Linked DNA regions of Homo sapiens: region 2 is linked to region 1. A link is an interaction called in ENCODE POLR2A ChIA-PET data of the cell type or tissue named here. Cell type or tissue: GM12878. All regions are shown on one strand.

Region 1 (5,000 bases):
TATAAAAATAAGCTGGGCATGGTAGTCCCAGCTACTCGGGAGGCTGAGGCACAAGAATCGGTTGAACCCAGGAGATGGAGATTGTGTTAAGCTGAAATTGTGCCACCGCCCTCCAGCCTGGGTGACAGAGCGAGACTGTCTCAAAAAAAAAAAGAGAGAGAGAGAATTAGGAGGCAAAACCTAGACCTGATGAAAAGAGTTGATACTGAAGTCTACCACACCACAGGCTGACGTGGCTCAAAAAGACAAGCTGGGTGACAGGATTCTCCCTACCTCAGGAATCTGAACTGAGACCCATGGGGAAAATTTGCTAGTTGGGGTGAAAAGCTGAAATGGAAAGAATGTTATCTAAGACCTGGAACTATTCCAAAATGGAACCAAACTGAGTCATGAGTGAGCAGAGAAGAGGAGGGAGAGAGGCAGAGGAACCTCACAGCTCCAGCTTTATGGGATGTGTATTCGCCCAACAGTGGTCTTCACCTTTTCTAGATCTCCATCAGCCCACTCTGAGATCTGGTGCAAACTAGGGACCTTTTCCCTAGAAGAAAAGCCTGACTGCAAATGTGTGTAAAATTCTGCATACGGCCAACGGTGGTGGCTCACACCTGTAATCCCAGCACTTTGAGAGGCCAAAGCGGGAGGATTGCTTGAGCCCAAGAGTTTGAGACCAGCCTGGGCAACAGAGGAAGACGCCATCTCTACCAAAAAAGTTAAAAACCAGCTGGTGTGGTGGCATGCCCCTGTAGTCCCAGCTACTTGGGAGGCTGAAGTGGGAAGATCACTTGAGCCTGGGAGGTAGAGGATGCAGTGGGCTATGATCGTGCCATTGCACTTGAGCCTGGGTGAAAGAACAGGACACTGTCTCAAAAATAAATGAATAAATAAAATTCTGCATATACTGTTAAGGGATTAATGGACTCCTGACGCTCATCCATGGAGGCCAGGGTAGTATCACCTGCTTTACAAAAAAACAGATCCCTGTATTTTTAGGTAACTTCAACATGTCTCTGTTCTTCACCACCCCAGTGGCTACTATCCATTCTCATTCCCCATTTTGATTCTCCCTTAATGAGATGTGTATCTCCCCCATTCCCAAATTCCTACATTTTTCCCTTTCCTTCTCTGCCCCCAGTTTCGGGACCTGTTTCTCAAGTTCTCCCCTCCCCAAAACCTGCTCCTGTGCCCTTATGCTTTATCTTCATAATCACATTCCATCCTTACTCAAGAATGTTGTTCAGGCCAGAGAATCCTCATGTCTGATCCTCCCCAGCCTGGAGAAGCAGAGCCATTTTCCCAAGGTGACACAGTAGGACTGAGGCTGGTACAGAAACCACTCTCTGTCTCCAGATCTCTTTCCCCACTCTATTTCTCAGATCGTATCAGCTACCATTCTGTGATACTTGCTCTATGCCAGGTGCTCATTAACTTTTGCCTTCTTGATCTTATTTTATTCTCCAAAAATCTACCTGGACAGGGGATACGGGAAATGAAGTGACCTGCCCAAGGTCAACCAGTTATGTTGCAGGGCTGAGCCTGAGGTGGGCCCAAATCCAAAACCTTAACAACTACATCATCCCACTTCTTGTCTAGGACCTGTACCATTTCCTGAGGCCAGGCAGGAAGGGAGGGAGGGAGGGAGGAACAGGATTGGATGCCTTGGAGCTACACAGATTTAGTCCAGCCCATTATCATCTTCATCTCATGAAGACACTGAGGTCTACAGAAGAAAAGCAACTTTCCAAAGTCCTTTGGTAACACCACTTGAAACACCCAAGCCCACCTTGCCCCTGCTCCCAGTGGGTGCCCACCTCCCTCCTGCACCCTATCTGATAGCCCCTCACCTCTGGTCCTCCTCTGGAGTGTTGGCTGACAACAATGACATGACCATGGACTTGCCTGTCCCCTGGAGGCCCAGGACACCAACCACCAACACATCAGTCTGATCCAACAGGTACTGTGGGAAAATACATAAATGACTCTGACAAGTCTGTCAGCTGCTGGAGCTGGAATGAGGGGGGGACTCCAGAGACCCTTGTGGCTCCCCCACCTGCCTTATCATATATGAAGAGAAACTCCTATAGTCCCAACCCCTTCAACTAGGCATAGGGCCTCTGTTCCGTGTCATGGTAGGATTATGTGAAATGTTTTAGACACAAACAACAGTGTCTGTGAGAACTCTGAAGTAGAAAAGAGCCTAGCATGGTCAAGAAGCTAAAAGGAAGTCAGTGTGGCTGAACACAGCGGGAAAAAGGGAAGTCTGATCTTGGAGAAGTGAAAGTGAGAGTCACAGGAACAGAAGGGCAGGTTGGAGAAGATAGGACTCGGCGACTGAGGGCTACTGGCACAGATTCCTGGCAAACCTGGGAAAGCACATGAAAGGGAGTGGTGTGCAAACAGGAGCCACCCAGGCTTTCGTCTGTGTGTGTGTTTTTTTGTTTTTTTTTACATTCATATGCTGTTGTCTGTGGGATTTAAGAGCCCCTCTGGAAATTAACTGAGACCAACTCTGGGCCACCAGCTCTGCTGACTTTCACCACCAGGGGGTGTAAGAGACACTCCTCAAGGAAAACAGCTACGTTCTGAACTGTGGCTGCTGCTCCTTAGAATTACCTTAAAATTTTGTTTTGTTTTGTTTTTTAAAAGCGAATCCTATAGGCCAGGTGTTGTGGCCCACGCCTGTAATCCCAGCACTTTAGGAGGCCAAGGTGGGAGGATCGCTTGAGGCCAGGAGTTCAAGACCAGCCTGGCCAACATGGTGAAACTCCGTCTCTACCAAAAATACAAAACCCGGCTGGGTGCAGTGGCTCACACCTTTAATCCCAGCACTTTGGGAGGCCGAGGCAGGCGGATCACCTGAGGTCGGGAGTTACAGACCAGCCTGACCAACATGGAGAAACCCCATCTCTACTAAAAATACAAAATTAGTTGGGTGTGGTGGTACATGCCTGTAATCCCAGCTACTCGGAAGGCTGAGGCAGGAGAATTGCTTGAACCCGGGAGGCGGGGGTTGCGGTGAGCCGAGATCGTGCCATTGCACTCCAGCCTGGGCAACAGGAGCGAAATTCCATCACAAAAAAACAAAAAAAAAAACAACTATCTGCGCGTGATGTCGCACACTTGTGGTCCCAGCTACCTGGGAAGCTGAGGCTGGAGAACTGCTTGAACCCGGGAGGTGGAGGTTGCAGTGAGCCGAGATGGTGCCACTGCACTCCAGCCTAGGCAACAGAGCGAGACCGTCTCCTAAATAAATAAAGCAAATCCTGGGCCCAATCAGGATTTAACGTGCTTTAACACATTAAAGCAGAATATCTATGGATGCCCTGTTCAATCAGTAGGCATTGATCATACATGGCTATTTAAATTAGTAAGCTTAAACAACATTAAAAATTCTGTTTGGTTGTACTAGCCACATTTCAAGTGCTCTAAAGCCACATCTGGGGATAGCGGCTACCATACTGGACGGATAGTTCAAATATATATGATCTTCATCACTGCAGAAAGTTTTCCTTAATAGCGCTGAAGGGTAGGGTTTGGTTTTTTGTTGTTGTTCTGTTTTTTGTTTTTTTAAAGCTCCCCAGTTAATTCCAATGTGAGAGTGGACACAGAAGTGGCAGGGGCAAGGCAATAAATGGACTTGAGGCTGTGCTAATAAGTCCAGGCTGCTGGGTAGGAGAGGTGACACCTCTGGGACAATCTGAGCAGGGGTGTGACAGGTCTAGGGGAGAAAAAGCAGAAGAAGGGACACAACATCTGGGAGACTGGTGTTATGTATGATGATCTAGGAATGTGAGGTCTGAACTAGAGCAGGGGGTGGTGGGATGGATGGGGGTCACTTTGGGGGAGTGACATTCAAAACAGTTGACACTGAGACAGCGTGGGCTTCTTGTTCTTTTTTTTTTTTTTTTTACTGAGACAGGGTCTCACTCTGTTGTTGAGGTTGGAGTGCAATGTCATGATCACAGCTCTCTGCAGCCTTGACCTCCTGGAGTCAAGTGATCCTCTTACCTCAGCCTCCTGAGTGGCCTGGATGCCTCCTGCCACCATGCCTGGCTAATTTTTAAATTTTTGGTAGAAATGGAGTATTCCTATGTTGCCCAGGCTGGTCTTGAACTCCTGGGCTTAGGTGATTCTCCTACCTTGGCCTCCCAAAGTGCTGGGATTACAGGCATGAGCCACCAGCAAGGGTTTCAACCAAATAAGAAGGGTACTGGAGCAGGGTCCAAAAGACTCCCCTGCTGTGGATGGCACGGGAGATCCCAGGGGTCCTGGGGTGGTAGTGAGAGTACTTCTTTACCAATCGGTACCAAAGGAGTTCTGTATTTTACCAACTAGCAAGCACAGCCGAGCTAGTTGAAATTCCGCTCTGGTTAGGTGAGAATGTTCTGATACCACCCCCTCTCACTGCTGTAAGTTGCCTCAAAACCCTCCAGTCTGGTGTTGCCTACAGAGAGGTGGAAGATCAGAGGATGCAGGATGTGCGGAAGCTCAGGCAGGGCAGGACCCCTCGGTACCTCGATGGCACTGTCACACCAATTCATCTGGTCATCCACCAACTTGATGCTGTGCTTCATGCGCTCTGGGGGCAGTAGTTTGGCCTGACCCACGACAGCTGGAGATTGGAGAAAGCAGGAGACAGAGGATGCAGTGAGGATCTGTGAGGAGACGCCAGTTCCCAACCTGGTACTGCCCAGCCCCAACTCACGGTCCATGGCTGCTGGTGCGGCAGTGCCCATGCCCCGGTTCTGGATCTGGTACACAGGCTGTGTGGGTCTCTGCCCCTCCTTCTCCCCCTTGGGTGGCGCAGGGGCTGCAGGGGGTGGTGGGGCGGTGCCCTCAGGGGTAGAGGCACCTGTCACGGCCACAGGCCCCTTCCCCTCCTCCCGTGGCTTCATGAGAACGATGGGCTTCTCCAGAGGGGCTGGAGCAGGCGGGGCAGCAGGGGCTGTTGGAGGTGGTGGCTGTTTTGACTACGGAGGTAAAAAAAATCCCATCAATGGGGG
Region 2 (5,000 bases), 160 kb after region 1:
CAAGTTATATAAAATACATTCTCTATTCCACAATGGAATTAAATTAGGAATCAATAACAAAAAGATAGCAGGAACTAAATAACTTTTTTTTTTTTTTTTTGAGACAGTCTTGCTCTGTCACCCAGGCTGGAGTGTAGTGGCACAGTCTTAGCTCACTGCAACCTCCACCTCCTGAGTTCAAGCGATTTTCCTGCCTCAGCTTCCCAAGTAGCTGGGACTACAGGTGTAAGCTGTACACCAGGCTAATTTTTGTATTTTTAGTAGAGACAGGGTTTCGCCATGTTAGCTAGGCTAGTCTCCAACTCCCTAGTGACCTGCCCTTCTGGGCCTCCCAGAGTGCTGGGATTACAGGTGTGAGTCACCACACCCGGCCAGCATTTCAGAGTCTATAGGTCAAATAAAATAAAATAAAAAATAAAAACAACATATCAAAACATATAGGATGTAGATAAAATAAGACTTCAAGGAAAATTTATAGCATTAAATGCCTATATTAAAAGAGAAGAGTGTCTCAGTGACTGATATGGTTTGGGTTTCAGATGCTCTTCTTTTTCTCTTGTTTCTTAAGATAAACACTGTATTCGTCCATCAGTGACTGATATGGTTTGGATCTGTGTCCCCACTAAATCTCATGTCAAATTGTAATCCCCAGTGTTGACGGTAGGGCCTGGTGGGAGGTGAATAGATCGTGGGTGTGGAGTTCTCATGAATGGTTTAGCACTATCCGCCTTTGGTACTGTATAGTGAGTGAATTCTCAGGAGATCTGGTTGTTCGAAAGTACATGGCACCTCCTCCCTTGCTCTCTTCCTCCTGCTCCAGCCATGTGATTTGTGCCATAAGTAAAAGCTCCTTGAGACCTCCCCAGAAGCAGAAGCCACTGTGTTTCCTGTACAGCCTGCAGCACTGTGAGCAACTAAACCTCTTTTCTTTATAAATTACTCAGTCTTAGGGATTTCTTTATAGCAGTGTGAGAACAGACTAATATAGTGACCTAAGCTTTTACCTTAAGAAACAAGAAAAAAAGAACATCTGAAACCCAAAGTAGGCAGAAGGAAACAAAAAAAAGAGAGAAATCCATGAAATGTGCACACCTGTTCATGATAAAAAACACATTCAACAAATTAGAAATGGAAGGGAACTTCTTCAACATACCACCTATAAAACACCCACAGCCAATATCATACTTAATGGTGAAAGACAGAGTACTTTCTAAGATCAGGGACAAGACAAAGATGTGCACTCTCACCACTTTTTTTTTTTTTTTTTTTTTTTGAGACAGGAGTCTTGCCCTGTTGCCCAGGCTGGAGTACAGTGGCGCGATCTCAGCTCACGGCAACCTCCGCCTTCCGTGTTCAAGGGATTCCCCTGCCTCAGCCTCCTAGTAGCTGGAATTAAAGGCACCTACCACCACGCCCGTCTAATTTTTGTATTTTTAGTAGAGATGGGGTTTCACCATGTTGCCCAGGCTGGTCTTGAACTCCTGACCTCAAGTGATCTCCCTGCCTCAGTCTCTCAAAGTGCTGGAATTACAGGCATGAGCCACCACGCCCAGCCAACTCTCACCACTTCTATTTGATACATGCTGGAGGTTCTAGCCAGGGCAACTAGGCAAATAAATGAAATAAGAGACATCCATATGGAAATGAAGAAGTACAATGAAGAAGTAAAGCTATATTTGCAGATATGATTTTATATACATAAAGTCCTAAGGAAATCACAAAAAACTAATAAGACTAGTAAATGAGTTCAGCAAAGTTACAGGAAGATCAATATGCAAAAAAATTGTGTTCTTACACACTAGCAATGAATAATCAAAAAATGAAAGTAGGAAAACAATTCCATTTACAACAGAATTTGAAGAAAATACTTAAGGAATAAAGTTAACAAATGAAGAGGAAAGTTTGTACACTGAAAATTATAAAACATCATTGAAAGAAATTAAAGACGACCTAAATAAAAGGAAAGACATCTGTGGTTCATGGATAAGAAAAGTTAATATTGTTAAGATGCCAATACCTCCCAAATTGACCTATGGATTCAATGCAGTCCTTAACAATATCCTAGCTGGCTCCCCCCTCCCAACCCCACTGCCTCTAGAAATTGACCAGCTGATCCTAAATTCATATGGAGACACAAGGGACCCAAAATAACCAAAACAACTTTAGAAAGGAAGAACAAAGTTGGAGGACTCGCATTTCCCAATTTCAAAAGTTACTGGAAAACTACAGTGTGGTACTGGCACAAGGGTAGACATAGAGATGAGTGGAATAGATTTAAAAGTCCAGAAGTAAGTCTTGACACTGTCGATTCATTTTCAATAAGGGTGCTACGGCCATTTAGTAGGGGAAAGAATAGTCTTCTCAACAAATTATGGTAAGACAACTGGATATCTGTCTGCAAAGAAAGAATGAAGTTGGAATTCTACTTTATACCATACACAAAAATTAACTCACATCACTGACCTAAATCCTATAGGAGCTAACACTATAAAACTCTTCAAAGACAACACAGGGGCAAATCTTCATGAGCTTGGAATAGGCAATGATATTTTGGATACACCAAAAGCATAAGCAAAACAATAAATAGGAGTATATCAAAATTCAAACTTTTTACTGCAAATGATACCATCAAGAAAGTGACAAGATACCCACTGAATGGGAGACAATATTTGCCCATCATACATATGACAATGGACTTGTATCTAGAATACAAAAACTCTTAGAACTCAACAATAAAAAAAAAATGGATAATCCAATTTCTGGAAGTCAGTCAGATTTCTGGGATGATCACTCCCATCCTCACAACAACAACAACAACAAAAAAAACTAAAGAAATTAATTTTTTCTGGATCTGTCAGATAATAGAGGTCACAAGGCAAACCACCAGCCTTAAATCTGGAGAGACAAGCAAACGGAGATCAGCTTACTTGGAGCAGAAGGACCAAGGTAAGACCATTTAGGCGGGGAAAGAATATTGGTAACTAAGTGTTACCAATAACACTGCTAATTAAGTATTACCAGCTAATTGGTAATATTTACTAGCAGTGTAATTAAGTATTACCAGCTAATTGGTAACTAAGTGTTGGTAACTAAGTGTTACCAATTAGTTGATAACAAGTAATTAGCAATGCTATTGGTAGGAGCGCTTAATTGGTAATTTAGAGAATTCATTGGAGGCTAGCTTCAAAAATCTTCCAGGGACGCAGTCTTAGGGGGAGCCTCACACTTTCATGGAATTTACGTCCAGTAATGCTACTAGGTTCTCATGGTGAATTTACAAGAAAAATCTCATGTTTTGGAGGAGGACAAAAGTAACTATTTTGAAATACACTGAGAGTGTTCCACATAACAAAGGACTGCTATCCAAGGGAAATGACTTTATCAGATACTTATATAACTGGGGAGAAAGGCAATATGTCAACTCGCCTTCCTGTCTTACCTAAGGGGAAAACAGAAAGACTAAGAACTGCGTCTGAAGATCACAGGCCAGGGACTCAGGCCCACTAAAAGACAGATTAAATCATATGATTGTAGAACACTTCCCCTCTCCCCACACTTTACCACCATATCAATAGGATTCTTGTATAACAACAGGATAATAAAAGTGAGAAGGCTGCAAGACACAGATTCTATTTTTAAAGTTCTTAGGGAAATTCAAAGACAACAGGGAAGGAAAAAGAAGGGACACTACAGAAAGGTAAAACTGAAACCTCTGACACCTTCAGCTAAATCAAACATTAAACACAGCCCAACACCTAGCCAGATTAACATAAAACCTCACACTTAACTGAAGCTCCCACATTGCCTGCTATATAGCTGTCTACAGCTGTGTATTCTCCTGTCCTGCACAATGTAATCACACTCTGCAAGAAGCTAAAGCTTACTGGCAGGCCCTTACTTATCTAGGTATATCCAAACTCTGATGAATGACGGCACACAGGGACCTACCATTGCCAATGACCTACTCTTCTGCATCAAGGAACTGCAGATTAGATTTGTCCTTGTCCCATTCTATTGGCTCCTCATGTGATGCCCTTTTGGTGTAAGCCAATGCCCTACAAACTAGCCAACTTACACCCATTGGTGCCACACCACTTAATTTCATCCTTTGGGTGAAATGACCCCTACACAAAAGCCTTTAAAACTATACTTCCCTTCATGCTTAACAGTTGGGACCTGGACATGATAACTACCCCTCTGTGGTCTCCACAGTGACCTCCACAACCACATCAGCGCCAGTCCCATTGTCCAACAATCCATGCTTCACTCTGCACTATTCCTTCATCATGACACCACATCCTACTTTCTTCAACTTGCCAGATAATACATGTGAAACAGTAACAGAACATGTCATCCAAGAGATAAAACTCCAACAATGCTGGGCCTGCCAGCAGGCGTCCCAACCTGGGTAACCACTCGTACAACTGATTTCCACACTCTTGGAGGTATGTGATATCCATACTACTAACCAGTCGCCATCCTCTCTGGTCACCCTCCAGCTCCTTTACTTCCCCAGGCACCCTCAACCTCATCAGGTTCTTCCTCTGAATTTTTCCTTCACAGTCCCACCTTTCCTGCCCTCTGTCAACGATTGATATTATATAAAGCCATTGAAAGTACAAGGGCCTCACACGTATGCACTGGTGAATGCCCTTCCCATAAAAGGGGATACCAGGCCACCTTTTTGTATATTATAAATTGGGCCTCATCACAATCTTTGGTATAACAGGCATAAGTCTAGATCTTTTCAGTTCTGTAGCAGACTTCATTCTTAGAGCTGCCAGCCAAACAACGTCACAATTCCTGGCAGACCATATGTACCAAACAGCCCAAGATTTAGAAGCCCTTAATGAGATAAAGCTCTGTAGCTGTCATGGTAGTTGATAAAATACTGCATTAGACTAACTAGTGGCATCTCAAGGTGGCCCTCTGAAGGGAACCTCTGGCTGTGTGAAGGTCAGTAAAAACAGGAAAGCTCTCCAGAATCGTTCAGTAGATAA

The links. Peaks named below come from ENCODE experiments on the same cell type or tissue, not always from the same donor. Only the 100,000 strongest peaks of a DNase experiment are listed, where the experiment ranks them.
Region 2: POLR2A ChIA-PET joins it to region 1 with 6 read pairs; 2 of 35 experiments call an interaction of 5 or more read pairs at or near these places.

The regions. Positions count from the first base shown.
Region 1 is chr19:43,742,931-43,747,930 of GRCh38, forward strand. It overlaps SMG9 (SMG9 nonsense mediated mRNA decay factor), which reads right to left. Exons shown (of 14, transcript NM_019108.4): 4 at 4,703-4,967; 5 at 4,512-4,609; 6 at 1,842-1,954. Among named protein-coding and RNA genes, the nearest start is that of SMG9, 9.5 kb to the right of the region's middle. RefSeq lists a silencer at 4,854-4,983. In GM12878, a CTCF peak has its summit at 2,526 (motif pointing right); a DNase peak (open chromatin) is centred at 2,531; H3K4me3 peaks cover 403 bases; H3K27ac peaks cover 1,698 bases.
Region 2 is chr19:43,904,915-43,909,914 of GRCh38, forward strand. The region is part of intron 1 of ZNF45-AS1 (ZNF45 antisense RNA 1); the gene reads left to right. Among named protein-coding and RNA genes, the nearest start is that of ZNF45-AS1, 5.5 kb to the left of the region's middle. In GM12878, no CTCF peak of the experiment used is centred here; no DNase peak of the experiment used is centred here.